2 separate regions of the Homo sapiens genome follow, and region 1 is linked to region 2. A link is an interaction called in ENCODE POLR2A ChIA-PET data of the cell type or tissue named here. Cell type or tissue: A673. All regions are shown on one strand.

Region 1 (8,000 bases), 160 kb after region 2:
TTTTCAGTGCTATATATTTGTCTGTTCCATGAACATATCCATTTTTATCCAGCTGCCTCTTGAGGGGGACATGGTATGCCAATGGTGCTGCTATAATCATACTTCTGCATGTCCACTGGGAGGGTTTGTGGGCATAAATTCCTCTAGGGATTATCATTAGGACTGAATTGTTCAGTCCCAAAAAATGATACACCCCCAGCTTTTCTAGATATGACCAATGGCTTTTCAAATTAATAATAGCAATTTACACTGCCACCAGCATTTTGAACTGTCAAACTTCTTCAATTTTGCTAATCAAGTGGGTGTGAAATAGTATCTTATTTTAGTCTTGATTTATACCTTTCTGATTACCAATGAGGTTAAGCGTCCCTTCACTGGTTTTTGGTCATATGAGCTTCTTCTGTGAAATGACATGTCATTCAGCAAGGGTTTTTTAAAAATGATTTTTTTTTTCACTGAGTCATAGGAATTCTTACCGATTCTTAATGTTTTCATTTTATTTTTACATATGTTTCAAATATTTTTCTCAATTTGTATCCTTATTTTCACTTTCATTATTAAAATGTCTATTAGTGAACACAAGTATTTTGACTTTAGTGTTCATATTTATCCATTTTTTATTTTTAGTACTTTTTATAATGTCAAAGAGATATTTTCCTGCCAAGATCAGTAAGATATTTATTGTATTTTAACTAGCATTACTGTGGTTTAAGAGTTTAAATATCTTAGGTTTTTCTAGCATAAAAATATTTTGCAATATGTTCAATCACATTAAATATTTGCTTTTAACATTTAAGTCCTTAATCCAGTTACATGGAGTTGATTTGTTTGTGTTGCATGATGTAGGAATCCAATTTCATTTTTTTCTGAATAAGACAACCATTTATGCTAGTTTCATTAATTGAAAATGTCCTCCTTTCTCCTTTAAACTATAATGCCACCTCTGTTATTTATTGAAGTTCCATTCATACTTGGATTGATTTCTGAACTCTCTATTCTAGCCCACTGGTCAGTTTGTTTTTCCTGTACTCATATAGCATTTTAAAGTGAGTCTCCAAATCTTGTAAGACAAGTTTTAATTTCCTGTTTTCTTTGCTCCTTACTTTCTAAGGGCCTTGGTTTTGTTTGTTTGTTTGTTTGTTTGTTTTTGCCATTTAATTTTCCAGAAAAACTTAAAATTGTCTCATCCATTTTTAATAAAAACTCACTTGGAATATCAATTGGAATTGAATTGAATCTTTAGATCAAGTTGGAAAATTGGCATGTGTATGATACCAAGGCTTCCTAGCTCTAAACATGGAAGTAAAATTTCATTTATTTCTTTATAAGCATTTTCAGTAAAGTTTCATAATGTTCTATGTAGAGTTTTTTCATGTTTTATGATTTATTTATTCTAAGTATGATAATTATTATGCCTAGTGACTATTTTAGTACATATTTGCTAATTGTTGACTGTCTTTAGACAAGCAATTGACTTAATATTGAGGCATAATTAACATTAAAGTGAAATACATATATCCTAACTACAGTTCAATGACTTTTGACAAATGTTACGTTTTTTAATTGCCAAATATATAAAATTTCTTAAATTAGTTTTCGTTTTAATTTCTAGCTCTATTTTTGGATAAAATATGATCTAAATATACTTGTTTTTGAAATGTATTAAGACATTTTATGGTCAGGTCCATGATAAATTTTTATAAATATTTAATGTATGCTTCAGAGGAATAAGCATCCTCTAATTTTTAGATGCAGAATTCAATATATGTCTATTATATCAGCCTTATGTTTTGTTGTTCAGATTTTCAATATTTTAATGACTTTTTTGTCTAGTCCGTTTCTTAAATGAGAAGACTAGACTATCGGTCCCTCCTAATGGATTTATAATTGTTTGCTTTATATACATTTCAAGCTACTCTATTCAGTGCATACCTGTTTAGAAATATTCTATCTTACAGATATGTTGGTTCTACATACCTTTTATGGTTAGGTAGTGAGTCTTCCTATCTTTAATTATTGTTTTGTCATAAAGTTTATTTTGCTAAAAACTTACACAGTCATACCTGCTTACTTAAGCACTTTCCTGGCTGGGCGCGGTGCTCACGCCTGTAATCCCAGCACTTTGGGAGGTCGAGGCAGGTGGATCACCTGAGGTCAGGAGTTCGAGACCAGCCTGGACAACATGGTAAAACCCTGTCTCTACTAAAACTAAAAAAATTAGCCAGACATGGTGGTGGGCACCTGTAATCCCAGCTACTGGGGAAGCTGAGGCAAGAGAATCGCTTGAACCCGGGAGGCAGAGGTTGCAGTGAGCCGAGATCACAAGACTCCATCTCAAAAAAATAAAATAAAATAAAATAAAAGATAAACATCTTCCTGATGTATTTAGGTCCAATCTTTTACTCTGAGGGCTGTCATGCACTAGCAATATCAGCAGTACACTACCCAGCTCTAGGTAATGCCATTTAGAGAGACTGTCATGTGAATGGTATCTCTTAGACTGTATGCCTATAAGGTTTCCATGTTCTTATGCTTTATGAGAGTCTTTTATAAACAGCACAGGGTTGGATTTTGTTTTTTATCCAATCTGATGGTCTATTCTTTAACTGGCACATTGGGTCTATTTATATTCATGGTGATTGTTGATACATTTTTCTTTTCTTCTATTTTCTTACATTTTATTGCAAGTATTCTATTTTTTGTTTCTTTTTAATACTTTCTTATTTAAAGTAATTAATATATATACAGTATATTATATATATATATATATATATGTTTGTGTATATACACCCTCTAACTAGACAAGATTTTTAGTATATGTTCATTACTTTTGGTCTTCCCCCCACCAGGGTTGCCAATCATATTGACACCATATAGAGCTTTAATTCTGTGGTATTTTGGATATAGTTCTTTTTTTTCTTGATATTTTTTCTTCTCTTTCTCTTTTGGAGCACTTATGTTAAAATATCTTTTCAATGGTAGTCCTTTTTATGGTAAAAAGGACTTGTATGCCTGAGAATATTTTTATTGTCATCACATGTTTGAAATACAAATTTATTAATTGTAAAATTCTACCTTCAAATTTATTTTCTTAAGTATTTTTTAAAAATTACTCCATTGCCTCTGGAATTCTGCATTTATTGAAAACTCCGATGTCATTTGTGTCATTTATCATTTTCTCTTTGCCTATGATATTCTTAAATCTCAATATAATGGACCTGTGTGTGAATTTTTAAAATATATATTTACTTAATATTTTTAATATATATTTCCCATGAAGTGGTTCTCTAAAGACCATTTCAATCTGTAGCTGTTCTTTCTTTTGAAAATGTTCTTCACATTTCTTTAAATATTTTCCTCTTTTAATTTTTATAATTTTTCCTTCAGGGACTCTAAGTATCTAAAACCTGGTACTTCTATTATCTCTGGCTATGAACTTTTACATTTTCTATCATTCTAGAAGCATTCTTCCATCTGGTCTTTCAACTCCATCATTCTTTAGCTGTAGCTATGTCACTATTTATCCCACCTATTAGGTTCCTTCAAGTCTACATTTTTATCCTGATATTTTACATGGCTTTTTTTTGTGGGGGGAATTTCTTGTCTTGGTTCATGTTGCTAATACATTTCTTTTTCTCAATTAGGATGTTTATTTAAGAAGATATAAATTATTGGTCCTTTTGTTCTAATATATCTGCTCCCAGGGGTGTTCGTCATCCAGTTTGTTATTCTGCTTTTGAGATCGTTTACTCCTCAGATGTCCTCTACCCAACCCATAAATGAAGAAATAGCCCAAGGCTCCATCCTAAGCCCTCTTCTTGTCTCTCTGTGCATGTTCTCTCCAGATTCTCTCATCTTCCGTGGCTGTCTCATAGATAAAAACTGTATTACTCATGCTTCCTCCACCCTGCCAAATATTCTACATCATTTTTAATTGTTCAATCATCCACATAGCTACCCAAGCTTAAAACCTATGAGTCCCCAGAGACTTTTCTTTTCCTCAAGACCTATAGCCAATTCATTACCAGATTCTATCAGTTCCTTCTTCAAAATATATCTTGCTTTTGCACCCCTGCCTCGATTCCACTGCCACAACCTCAGTATGAGCAGCCATAATTTAAATCCTGGTCTACTTTAGGCAGTCTACCTGTTTCCACCCTTAACCCCACCCAACTCATTTGGCCACTTTGCTCTACAGCAACACATATTTTCACAGAGGTACACACACATACACACACACAGAACTTAAAATCCTCTAGTATTTTCTCACTGCATTCAGTAAAATGCATTCATAAAATCACATCTCTTTACCAAGGCCTACAAAGTTATCTGATTCAGCTCCTGCCTATCTCTCCAATCTAATTGCATACCACAACCTCCTCATGATCTGTGCTCTAGACACACTGATGTTCCTTCAGTCCCAAGAACATGCTATGGTCCCTCTCAAAGTCAGAGGACTTTGCACAGCTGCTCCTTCTGACCAAGATGATCTTACACCATTCTCTCTACTTTGCTACCTCCTTCTCATTCTTTAGGTCTCAGCCTCAATGTCAACCCTCAGAGAGGTCTCCCATGTCTTCCCTAAGTGAAGCAAGTCCTTTTATCTTAATCTCTATCTTAGCTTCTTGCCTACTTCCTTCACAGTACATACCATATTGAGTAATTAACTGTTCACAGTGTTTAGTTTTTCACCACTTTTAGGATTTAAACTCCATGAGGCAGAGATTTTACCATGAGAGCAATTAATATTTGTTGGATGAATGGTCAGACCATCCTGGAGACTATGAATGCATGAGGTGCCAAATTTCTGCAGTGCCACTAATAATGCCATGAAGAAAATCACCCAACCCACTCTGAAATAAATTACAGCATTATTAACAACATGCTTGCCATTTATTTTTCTTTTTAGACTTTATTTCTCCATGATTTTGTTCTCCAACAAAACATCCTCTAAGGTACCCATTTGAACTTTTTTTAATGTCAAAACATGAGTCTCTCTAATGAAAATTTTAGCAAGGACTACCATGGATGTTTGATATACATATTTTTCTTACTTGAATAATAGCAACCACATGTTGATACAGCTATTAAGGAAAAAGAAGTTTTTCCAGCAGCTGTTGACTTCATCAATTCCTCTCTGCAATGAGTCACTCAAACTTCCACAGAGCTAGAAAAGAAAAAAAAAAAAAGAAAGTTGCAAGTAAGGAAGTAGGGATTTTTTTATTGTGATGAGAGAGGAGTGGGAAGAGTTAGACAGGGAGAAAGTGAATAAAATCAACTAGAATGAGAGATTTGATTCCATAGAAAGTTGAGTAATTTGCGTGTCAAAAAGATAAAACTATACACTTGCCTAGTACTTTAACAACACAACTGAAAAGCATGTGGAAACTGGCATAAAAGGTGGGGTATTTGCAACGAGAAAAATGCAGTCATTTTTTTAAAAAAGCAACAGCTGCCAGTTTGAGCCACTCTACAAATGGCCAAGAAAGAAACCTACTCCTCTCCTTCAGTTGTATTAATATAATGCCAACCATTAATGAGATAATAACTATCCCAGGCAACAGTCAACGTCTTTTTGAGAGGATGTTTCTTAAATTCCCCATCACATTGCACAACCTCTTGGAAAAGGTGAGATTTAATTACCTGCCAACTCTGAGACAGAAAGTTCTGTTGACTGTATGACACAAGTAAGCACTCAGTAAAGTACATAGCACAATATGCACTTTGATTAATATAAATTGGCTTCAGAGTGACTTTGCATTTTTACAGTGATTGTGTTGTTTGTCTCGTTGCCTTTCATATTGCCTGCTAAATAATAATAGCCTTTATTTATTGAGCACATACCACATACAAGAGAATGTGCTAAGCATTTTGCAAATATTACTGACAACAGCCCTATGTGCTATGTATTATTATCTAGGTCAAGTAGATACTATTGCTCTGTTTTAGAGATCAAGAAATAGAAGTTTAGAATGGTTAAATAACCAACTCCAGGTTGCCCAATGAGTTTAATACCCACGACTATTAGCTTCAAAGCTATTCTTATAGAGAAACTCACTATGTGCTTGGGAGAAAGCGCGTGTGACACCATTTGACAGTATTACAATAGCATTGTGTGTCATCAATGGGAAAAAAAGAAGAGTGAATGATTAAAAGCCATGCAAATAATGTATTCTCTAGTCTAAGTTTCTGTTAATAATTGTTCATGTTACTGCTTCAACAGGCATTTATGGAGCAACTATTTGGTATCACAGGGATTAAAAAGATAAGCAAGACAAAGGTCTTTGTCTTCATGGAAGCTCAGTGAAGCCCCTACAAAGGCAACTCCAAGATGAAATTAATATTTTGCTCTTTTTCTGTTGAGAAAATAACTTTTTGTAAAATAAAAATTATTGACAATCAATTGTACAGTTTAATACAGTGGCTTTAAAACTGTACCTTATTGAATCCCGAGGTATTGACCAGCTCCCCTAAGATAACAGAGGTGGATTAGGGACAGAGGTCTGTGAAATGGTGTCTACCACTTTCCCTCAAACACACAAGTTCTGTTTTAATTTCTTTTCATGTTAATTTTCAGCATAACATTTTGTTTGACTAAGCAGTTCTATCACAAAGAAAATTTGAAAACCTTTGATTGACTTGGTGAAATAAATACATACTTTATACCAACTTAGATCTTAAATGAAATGTTGATGCTTGCTTTTGTAATTATCACTAAAATGTGTTCTAATAATAACTTTTGAAGATGCAGGCTTCACAGAGCAGATGACCAAACAGAAAATATCTATCAGAAACATGAGTAAATACCAATTAAAATATATGATAGCCTTGTAAACTCTCACACTCTTGGTCCAACAGAAATGAAAAATTACTTGAGTGGGATGAGTAGGAAAAAAAGTGGTAGTGTCATTCAATTCCAGAGGAAGAGATGAATTTAATGGTGAGGTTACTGGCATTGGGACTAATATCAGGGATGATGTCTAATATTACTCAATCACATTCAAGTAAAATATCAGCCTTTGGTATCTTCATTGGACCAGAACAGTTTCTTTAGATCTTCTTATTTCTCTTTCAAGCTTCAACCTTAAATAATAGGCCATTGTGTAGCAGAAAAAACTTTAAACTTAGAAGTAGAAATCTATAATCAAATCCTCAGCCAACTTAAAAACAGTTGTGTGACCTTGGATAAGTCCCATAGCCGGACTGCATTCTCTAAACCAGCAGCTATAACGTTTCCTACCTCATTAGAGTGTGGTGTGAATGAAAATGTGAAGAATGCCTAAAACAGAGTCAGGCCTTGAATGCATTAGAAAGTTTCAGGCAGCCACTCATTCCATCACCCTGTCTCACTCTTTCTAGTGACCCAGGGTCACTTACCTGTTTTTCTTAATACACCCCAAGTCTTTCTCTTGCCTCTCTTTGTAGACCAGAATTATTCTTGTGTTCATCAATATGGATTGAGTCAAAAATTTTCAAGATCTACCTGACTTATTACTTCAAGGATCCATCATCCTCTGGCTTCCATTTTTTTGTATTTCTATAGGCATGGATTCAAAGGGGATATCTGACTGGCTCAGGCTAGATCCAGATGAACTCCTCCTACATTTGTTGTCCATCCTGGTCCAATCAGTGGCAGCTAAGGGAGCTCAGTCACTTGTTTGAAGTTTGCCCAGTCAAGGGGCTGTGGAAGGAAGAGGAAGTTAATCTGAGACAGGATTGTGACAGGCAGACCAATAAACATGTCTGTTTACAATCTAAATATTCATAAAATTCCAATCCCCCAAATTCTCCCACATATGTATGCTCTTGTATTCCCCTGAGATAGGAAGGGAGGCATGCTCATAACCCCATTTTACAGATGGGAAGAATAAAGTGCCAGGAATACTGGTCCCTCCATTAGGGTCACTTAATGAGCCACTGGTGAAACAAGAAATAAATCCGAATTGAGAGCTTAGACTGCCTGGTCTCCTGTTAACAATTAAGACTGCAAAAATTTCAAA
Region 2 (8,000 bases):
TTCCATATTCTTAAAGAAAAGAATTTTCAACCCAGAATTTCATATCCAGCCAAACTAAGCTTCATAAGTGAAGGAGAAATAAAATACTTTACAGACAAGCAAATGCTGAGAGATTTTGTCACCACCAGACCTGCCCTAAAAGAGCTCCTGAAGGAAGCGCTAAACATGGAAAGGAACAACCAATACCAGCCGCTGCAAAATCATGCCAAAATGTAAAGACCATCAAGACTAGGAAGAAACTGCATCAACTAATGAGCAAAATAACCAGCTAACATCATAATCACAGGATCAAATTCACACATAACAGTATTAACTTTAAATGTAAATGGACTAAATGCTCCAATTAAAAGACACAGACTGGCAAATTGGATAAAAAGTCAAGACCCATCAGTGTGCTATATTCAGGAAACCCATCTCACGTGCAGAGACACACATAGTCTCAAAATAAAAGGATGGAGGAAGATCTACCAAGCAAATGGAAAACAAAAAAAGGCAGGGGTTGCAATCCTAGTCTCTGATAAAACAGACTTTAAACCAACAAAGATCAAAAGAGACAAAGAAGGCCATTACATAATGGTAAAGGGATCAAATCAACAAGAAGAGCTAACTATCCTAAATAAATATGCACCCAATACAGGAGCACCCAGATTCATAAAGCAAGTCCTGAGTGACCTACAAAGAGACTTAGACTCCCATACATTAATAATGGGAGACTTTAACACCCCACTGTCAACATTAGACAGATCAACAAGACAGAAAGTCAACAAGGATACCCAGGAATTGAACTCAGCTCTGCACCAAGCGGACCTAATAGACATCTACAGAACTCTCCACCCCAAATCAACAGAATATACATTTTTTTCAGCACCACACCACACCTATTTCAAAACTGACCACATAGTTGGAAGTAAAGTTCTCCTCAGCAAATGTAAAAGAACAGAAATTATAACAAACTGTCTCTCAGACCACAGTGCAATCAAACTAGAACTCAGGATTAAGAAACTCACTCAAAACCACTCAACTACATGGAAACTGAACAACTTGCTCCTGAATGACTACTGCGTACATAACGAAATGAAGGCAGAAATAAAGATGTTTTTTGAAACCAACGAGAACAAAGACACAACATACCAGAATCTCTGGGACGCATTCAAAGCAGTGTGTAGAGGGAAATTTATAGCACTAAATGCCCACAAGAGAAAGCAGGAAAGATCCAAAATTGACACCCTAACATCACAATTAAAAAAACTAGAAAAGCAAGAGCAAACACATTCAAAAGCTAGCAGAAGGCAAGAAATAACTAAAATCAGAGCAGAACTGAAGGAAATAGAGACACAAAAAACCCTTCAAAAAATTAATGAATCCAGGAGCTGGTTTTTTGAAAGGATCAGCAAAACTGATAAACCGCTAGCAAGACTAATAAAGAAGAAAAGAGAGAAGAATCAAATAGATGCAATAAAAAATGATAAAGGGGATATCACCACCGATCCCACAGAAATACAAACTACCATCAGAGAATACTACAAACACCTCTACGCAAATAAACTAGAAAATCTAGAAGAAATGGATAAATTCCTCGACATATACACTCTCCCAAGACTAAACCAGGAAGAAGTTGAATCTCTGAATAGACCAATAACAGGAGCTGAAATTGTGGCAATAATCAATAGCTTACCAACCAAAAAGAGTCCAGGACCAGATGGATTCACAGCCGAATTCTACCAGAGGTACAAGGAGGAACTGGTACCATTCCTTCTGAAACTATTCCAATCAATAGAAAAAGAGGGAATCCTCCCTAACTCATTTTATGAGGCCAGCATCATCCTGATACCAAAGCCAGGCAGAGACACAACAAAAAAAGAGAATTTTAGACCAATATCCTTGATGAACATTGATGGAAAAATCCTCAATAAAATACTGGCAAACCGAATCCAGCAGCACATCAAAAAGCTTATCCACCATGATCAAGTGGGCTTCATCCCTGGGATACAAGGCTGGTTCAATATACGCAAATCAATCAATGTAATCCAGCATATAAACAGAACCAAAGACAAACACCACATGATTATCTCAATAGATGCAGAAAAGGCCTTTGACAAAATTCAACAGCCCTTCATGCAAAAACTCTCAATAAATTAGGTATTGATGGGACATATCTCAAAATAATAAGAGCTATCTATGACAAACCCACAGCCAATATCATACTGAATGGGCAAAAACTGGAAGCATTCCCTTTGAAAACTGGCACAAGACAGGGATGCCCTCTCTCACCACTCCTATTCAACATAGTGTTGGAAGTTCTGGCCAGGGCAATTAGGCAGGAGAAGGAAATAAAAGGTATTCAATTAGGAAAAGAGGAAGTCAAATTGTTCCTGTTTGCAGATGACATGATTGTGTATCTAGAAAACCCCATTGTCTCAGCCCAAAATCTCCTTAAGCTGATAAGCAACTTCAGCAGTCTCAGGATACAAAATCAATGTACAAAAATCACAAGCATTCTTATACACCAACAACAGACAGAGAGCCAAATCATGAGTGAATTCCCATTCACAGTTGCTTCAAAGAGAATAAAATACCTAGGAATCCAACTTACAAGGGATGTGAAGGACCTCTTCAAGGAGAACTACAAACCACTGCTCAAGGAAATAAAAGAGGATACAAACAAATGGAAGACCATTCCATGCTCATGGGTAGGAAGAATCAATATCGTGAAAATGGCCATACTGCCCAAGGTAATTTACAGATTCAATGCCATTCCCATCAAGCTACCAATGACTTTCTTCACAGAATTGGAAAAAACTACTTTAAAGTTCATATGGAACCAAAAAAGAGCCCGCATCGCCAAGTCAATCCTAAGCCAAAAGAACAAAGCTGGAGGCATCACACTACCTGACCTCAAACTATACTACAAGGCTACAGTAACCAAAACAGCATGGCACTGGTACCAAAACAGAGATATAGATCAATGGAACAGAACAGAGCCCTCAGAAATAATGCCGCATATCTACAACTATCTGATCTTTGACAAACCTGAGAAAAACAAGCAATGGGGAAAGGATTCCCTATTTAATAAATGGTGCTGGGAAAACTGGCTAGCCATATGGAGAAAGCTGAAACTGGATCCCTTCCTTACACCTTATACAAAAATCAATTCAAGATGGATTAAAGACTTAAATGTTAGACCTAAAACCATAAAAACCCTAGAAGAAAACCTAGGCATTACCATTCAGGACATAGGCATGGGCAAGGACTTCATGTCTAAAACAACAAAAGCAATGGCAACAAAACCCAAAATTGACAAATGGGATCTAATTAAACTAAAGAGCTTCTGCACAGCAAAAGAAACTATCAGAGTGAACAGGCAACCTACAAAATGGGAGAAAATTTTCGCAACCTACTCATCTGACAAAGGGCTAATATCCAGAATCTACAATGAACTCAAACAAATTTACAAGAAAAAAACAAACAACCCCATCAAAAAGTGGGTGAAGGACATGAACAGACACTTCTCAAAAGAAGACATTTATGCACCCAAAAAACACATGAAAAAATGCTCACCATCACTGGCCATCAGAGAAATGCAAATCAAAACCACTATGAGATACCATCTCACACCAGTTAGAATGGCAATCATTAAAAAGTCAGGAAACAACAGGTGCTGGAGAGGATGTGGAGAAATAGGAACACTTTTACACTGTTGGTGGGACTGTAAACTAGTTCAACCATTGTGGAAGTCCGTGTGGTGATTCCTCAGGGATCTAGAACTAGAAATACCATTTGACCCAGCCATCCCATTACTGGGTATATACCCAAAGGACTATAAATCATGCTGCTATAAAGACACATGCACACGTATGTTTATTGCGGCATTATTCACAACAGCAAAGACTTGGAACCAACCCAAATGTCCAACAATGATAGACTGGATTAAGAAAATGTGGCACATATACACCATGGAATACTATGCAGCCATAAAAAATGATGAGTTCACGTCCTTTGTAGGGACATGGATGAAATTGGAAATAATCATTCTCAGTAAACTATCACAAGAACAAAAAACCAAACACCGCATATTCTCACTCATAGGTGGGAATTGAACAATGAGAACACATGGACACAGGAAGGGGAACATCACACTCTGGGGACTGTTATGGGGTCGGGGGAGGGGGGAGGGATAGCATTGGGAGATACACCTAATGCTAGATGACGAGTTAGTGGGTGCAGCGCACCAGCATGGCACATGTATACATATGTAACTAACCTGCACATTGTGCACATGTACCCTAAAACTTAAAGTATAACAATAATAAATTAAAAAAAAACTTACAAATAATTTTTTTCTCTCCATAAACAAAAAAAAAGACAGTCCACTAATACCACATTACAGTCTTTTTAAAGATCTCGGCTATTTTATTTTTTCTATGAATTCTAGAGTAATATAACTTAGGCATTATCTGGTTTAAAAATACATGATCTGTTTTCACCTATTATAAACGAAATGAGTTAGTATCTCATAAGGATTCTTGAAAGATACCAAGGGTCCAGAGGTCATGCGTGACATCTTCAAGGGGGCCTTCAAAGCCCCTCCAAGTCATTAGCAGCAACCAAAGCTCCAGAAGTCTCCTCCCAGACAGAGGTGCAAACAGCCTCATGGCTGGAAGTCTCATTTACCACTTTGGTGGGCTAAGGAGAAGGGGAGAAAATGCTTGCATAGAAAACTAACTCTATTTCTTGAAATGAGTGAGTCCTATTTTATCCTATTTTTTTCCTCCCCAAATCTCATGGCTATCAGCCTAATACATGAAAGTACAAGACTAAGATTATTCTGTCTAAAATAAGAAGATAACAGGCCATGTATAGTTGTATATTTTATTCAAAACCATTATACGTATATAGCATTATTGCCAAACCGCTTTAAAAATGAGTCACAGTTGGCCAGGTGCTGTGGCTCAGGCCTGAAATTCCAGCACTTTGGGAGGCCTAGCGGGGAAGGATCACCTGAGTTCAGGAGTTCAAGACCAGCCTGCCCAACATAGTGAAACCACGTCTCTACTAAAAATGAAAAAAAAAAAATACCCAGGCTTTGTGGTGCACACATGTAATCCCAGCCACTTGGGAGGCTGAGGCAGGAGAGTCGCTTGAACCCGGGAGGCGGAGGTTGCAGTGACCGGAGATTGTACCACTGCACTCCAGCTTGGGTGACAAAAACGAAACTTGATTCTTTAAAAAAAAAAAAAAAAAAGTCAAAAATGTTAAGGGTGCAGGTGTGTCCACTTTGCTGTTTCAGCTACACACAGCACACATCACACAAGGTTAAATGAACAATTCAGACTTTCCTCTGGGAAATTTTAGTTATTTTAAAGAATGTAAAGACTAAGTATTTAGTTCAGGAGGAATTCCGTTGAAGCAAATTATGTAAGAACAAATTTTTGTAGCACAATTTCCATCACATTAGAACTCTGTAGATAATTCTAGTGATACCAGTACATTCAGATCTCATATTTTAAAGACAGAGGCATATATAAGGAAATGTTAACTGAGCTTTAAAATGTTGGAAAAATTTATTAATGTTATGAGTGAAGATTAAAAAAATATGTACTTTGTCGGAATAGAAATTAACAGGGAAATATTAAACGTTATAAATGCCATTAAAAAGAATAATCACTTAAGGTGACCCATCAAGGGATGTTAATAGGGAATGATGATTGGAAAGTAGGAAAAGGAAAATTGAAGAATAAACACAAGAAAAGTTTCCTGACAGTCAAACCTTTTTCAGTCTCTAGGGAGTCCATGGAAAATCCATCAATTAGATCATACTAAGCAGTACTGTTCAGAATATTAACAAAGCTTTGTACTTCTTCTCAACTTTGCACTTTGGGAAAATATGTGTGCTGCTCTCAGTAGCAAGTTATTCAGGTTTTGGCTTGTTTTCTTTATAAACCCCTCCTTCATCAGCCGTCAATAAGAGCCAAGAAGACCTAGTTAAAGATGACAGAGAACCAAAATGTAAATGAGGAGTACCCAACTCTAACTCCCAATATAAGTAGTTATATTAATGCACTCAATTTTCTCAGAAAGGAAAACTGATGGTCCACAAGTGATTTGTAAATATTTTCCAAAATACCAATAGCAGGCTATAATTTTTATGAAAGAAACTCAAACTTCATATAAGTAATTGTTTTCATTCTATAGGATATGAGTTAGTTTCAAATTTTCATGATTAACAGAGGAATTCTCATCTCCCATTCAGATCTTAGGGACTCTTAGATATTTACAATTGAAGTCAGATTTCTTTCATGATTAAGAAAGTTAACCTTAAATGTGTTTGAGAACTAAATGAAGTAAACTAGTTGTTCTATGTTAGTATTATTTGATGTCATCTTGTTTCAGTATGAATAAGATGCCAGGTCACACTATAATTAATAATAATATTAATATTGTTTATCATTAATGGCTTCATACCTAAATGTCTCTGCTTGTTCTATAGCAACGATGGTCTCTGTCACAAATTTCATGATTTTTATTAAGACCTCAAAAGGCTGTGGCAAAGATTTGCTTACCCCGGTAAGACTTTGTGTAGACATTACAGAAGACAGATGTCCTTAATGAGTGCCATTTGTATTCAAATAGATTTGAGGCTCTACTAGATAGGCCTTCCCTGGAATATCTTCATGAACAGCTACATATCCAATGTGGTTCGGCATTCATGTGTATTCCATTCTTTTTTTTTCTCTGTACTTTCTTTTCTTAAAAATAAATGTTATTATGTATATTTAAGGCATACAACATGATGTTATGAATTAAATATAGACAGTAAACAGGTTACTGTAGTGAAGCAAATTAATGCACCCATCATGTACACATTTCATTTCCATGACCTGTTACTTTCATGGCTAATATAATCTGAGGGCTAGAAGAGAAAGTAAGCTCATCAGAATAATCTTTCCACACTTTCTTCTCCCTTTTCTGTGACCATTACCTGTTTTTCCACCCCAAATTATTACTCTATATACATTTTCTTGAATTTTTTTATGCCCCCCTCCTCATGGCATTTAAGCTACTCTGTATTTATTTCTACACCGAGCCTTTTCCTTCACTACTGCTGTTTGTAGCAAGTGTGGAGTCTGCTTTTAACTGCTGACTTTAAGTGAGAGTTTCCTTCCTTTTGATTGTGTTACTGGACTCCCTTCCACCTTCCCTGCCTGTCTTATCTCTACTGAAGATGAGACAGCATAGAGATTACCACCTCCACCACCCCCAAACACACGCGTGCATGCACACAGACACACACACACACACAGACACACACACACACACACAGAGCACACTTCCTTAGGCAGAGAGAAACACTGAGCTCTTTGTCTTTCTGCTTGTCATACAGAAAAGGGAGGGGAGGAAGGGAGATACAGAGGAAGGAACAGGCCAAGTTCTATGACTCTGTCTATCTCTGCTCAGGGCAGAGAACTTATATTTCTGAAACCAAACTTTACCCCTCCTCCTCCCGTCACACAGGATGGCAGAGTCACCTTGGCAAGCACATGTGTCCATTTGCTAAGATGCCCTGGGAAGAGACTGTATTTGTTCATGGAAAGCAGGATAAGACGCCTGAAGCAAAATAAGTCTTATCTCGCTTGGAATCAGAGTGCTACTAGGCATGATGTGGAAGCGCAGAATAGAATTGTCTTGTCTGGAAGGTATATTGGGATGTTTTCATCCATAAGAGTAAAACTCATTAGCAAAGGTTTAAGCAAATGGAGAATTCTTTTTATTACATAGTAAAAATCTGAAGCAGCTGGTAACATTGGTTCAGTAGCTCAGTGATGTCATGACTGTTGTCTAATTCATTTGTCCTTTTTCTTGAGGTCACAAAGCAGCTGACACAGCTGTAGAGCCCATGTCCTCCTTAGAACAGATAGAACAGAGGACGAGGAAAGATCCCAGCAGATATCTGCTTACTTGTCATTAGCCACAAAGCCTTTTTCAGTTGTAAAGGGGGCTGG

Evidence for each region. Peaks named below come from ENCODE experiments on the same cell type or tissue, not always from the same donor. Only the 100,000 strongest peaks of a DNase experiment are listed, where the experiment ranks them.
Region 1: POLR2A ChIA-PET joins it to region 2 with 10 read pairs; 3 of 35 experiments call an interaction of 5 or more read pairs at or near these places.

What each region holds. Positions count from the first base shown.
Region 1 is chr7:116,566,064-116,574,063 of GRCh38, forward strand. It overlaps COMETT (cytosolic oncogenic antisense to MET transcript), which reads right to left. Exons shown (of 5, transcript NR_165033.1): 3 at 7,378-7,681; 4 at 5,055-5,167. Among named protein-coding and RNA genes, the nearest start is that of CAV1, 45 kb to the left of the region's middle. In A673, no CTCF peak of the experiment used is centred here; DNase peaks (open chromatin) are centred at 3,868, 5,148 and 7,768; H3K27ac peaks cover 2,547 bases.
Region 2 is chr7:116,410,564-116,418,563 of GRCh38, forward strand. CAV2-DT (CAV2 divergent transcript) reads right to left here. Exons shown (of 3, transcript NR_188012.1): 2 at 6,561-6,746; 3 at 5,543-5,978. Among named protein-coding and RNA genes, the nearest start is that of CAV2-DT, 85 kb to the right of the region's middle. In A673, no CTCF peak of the experiment used is centred here; no DNase peak of the experiment used is centred here; H3K27ac peaks cover 1,455 bases.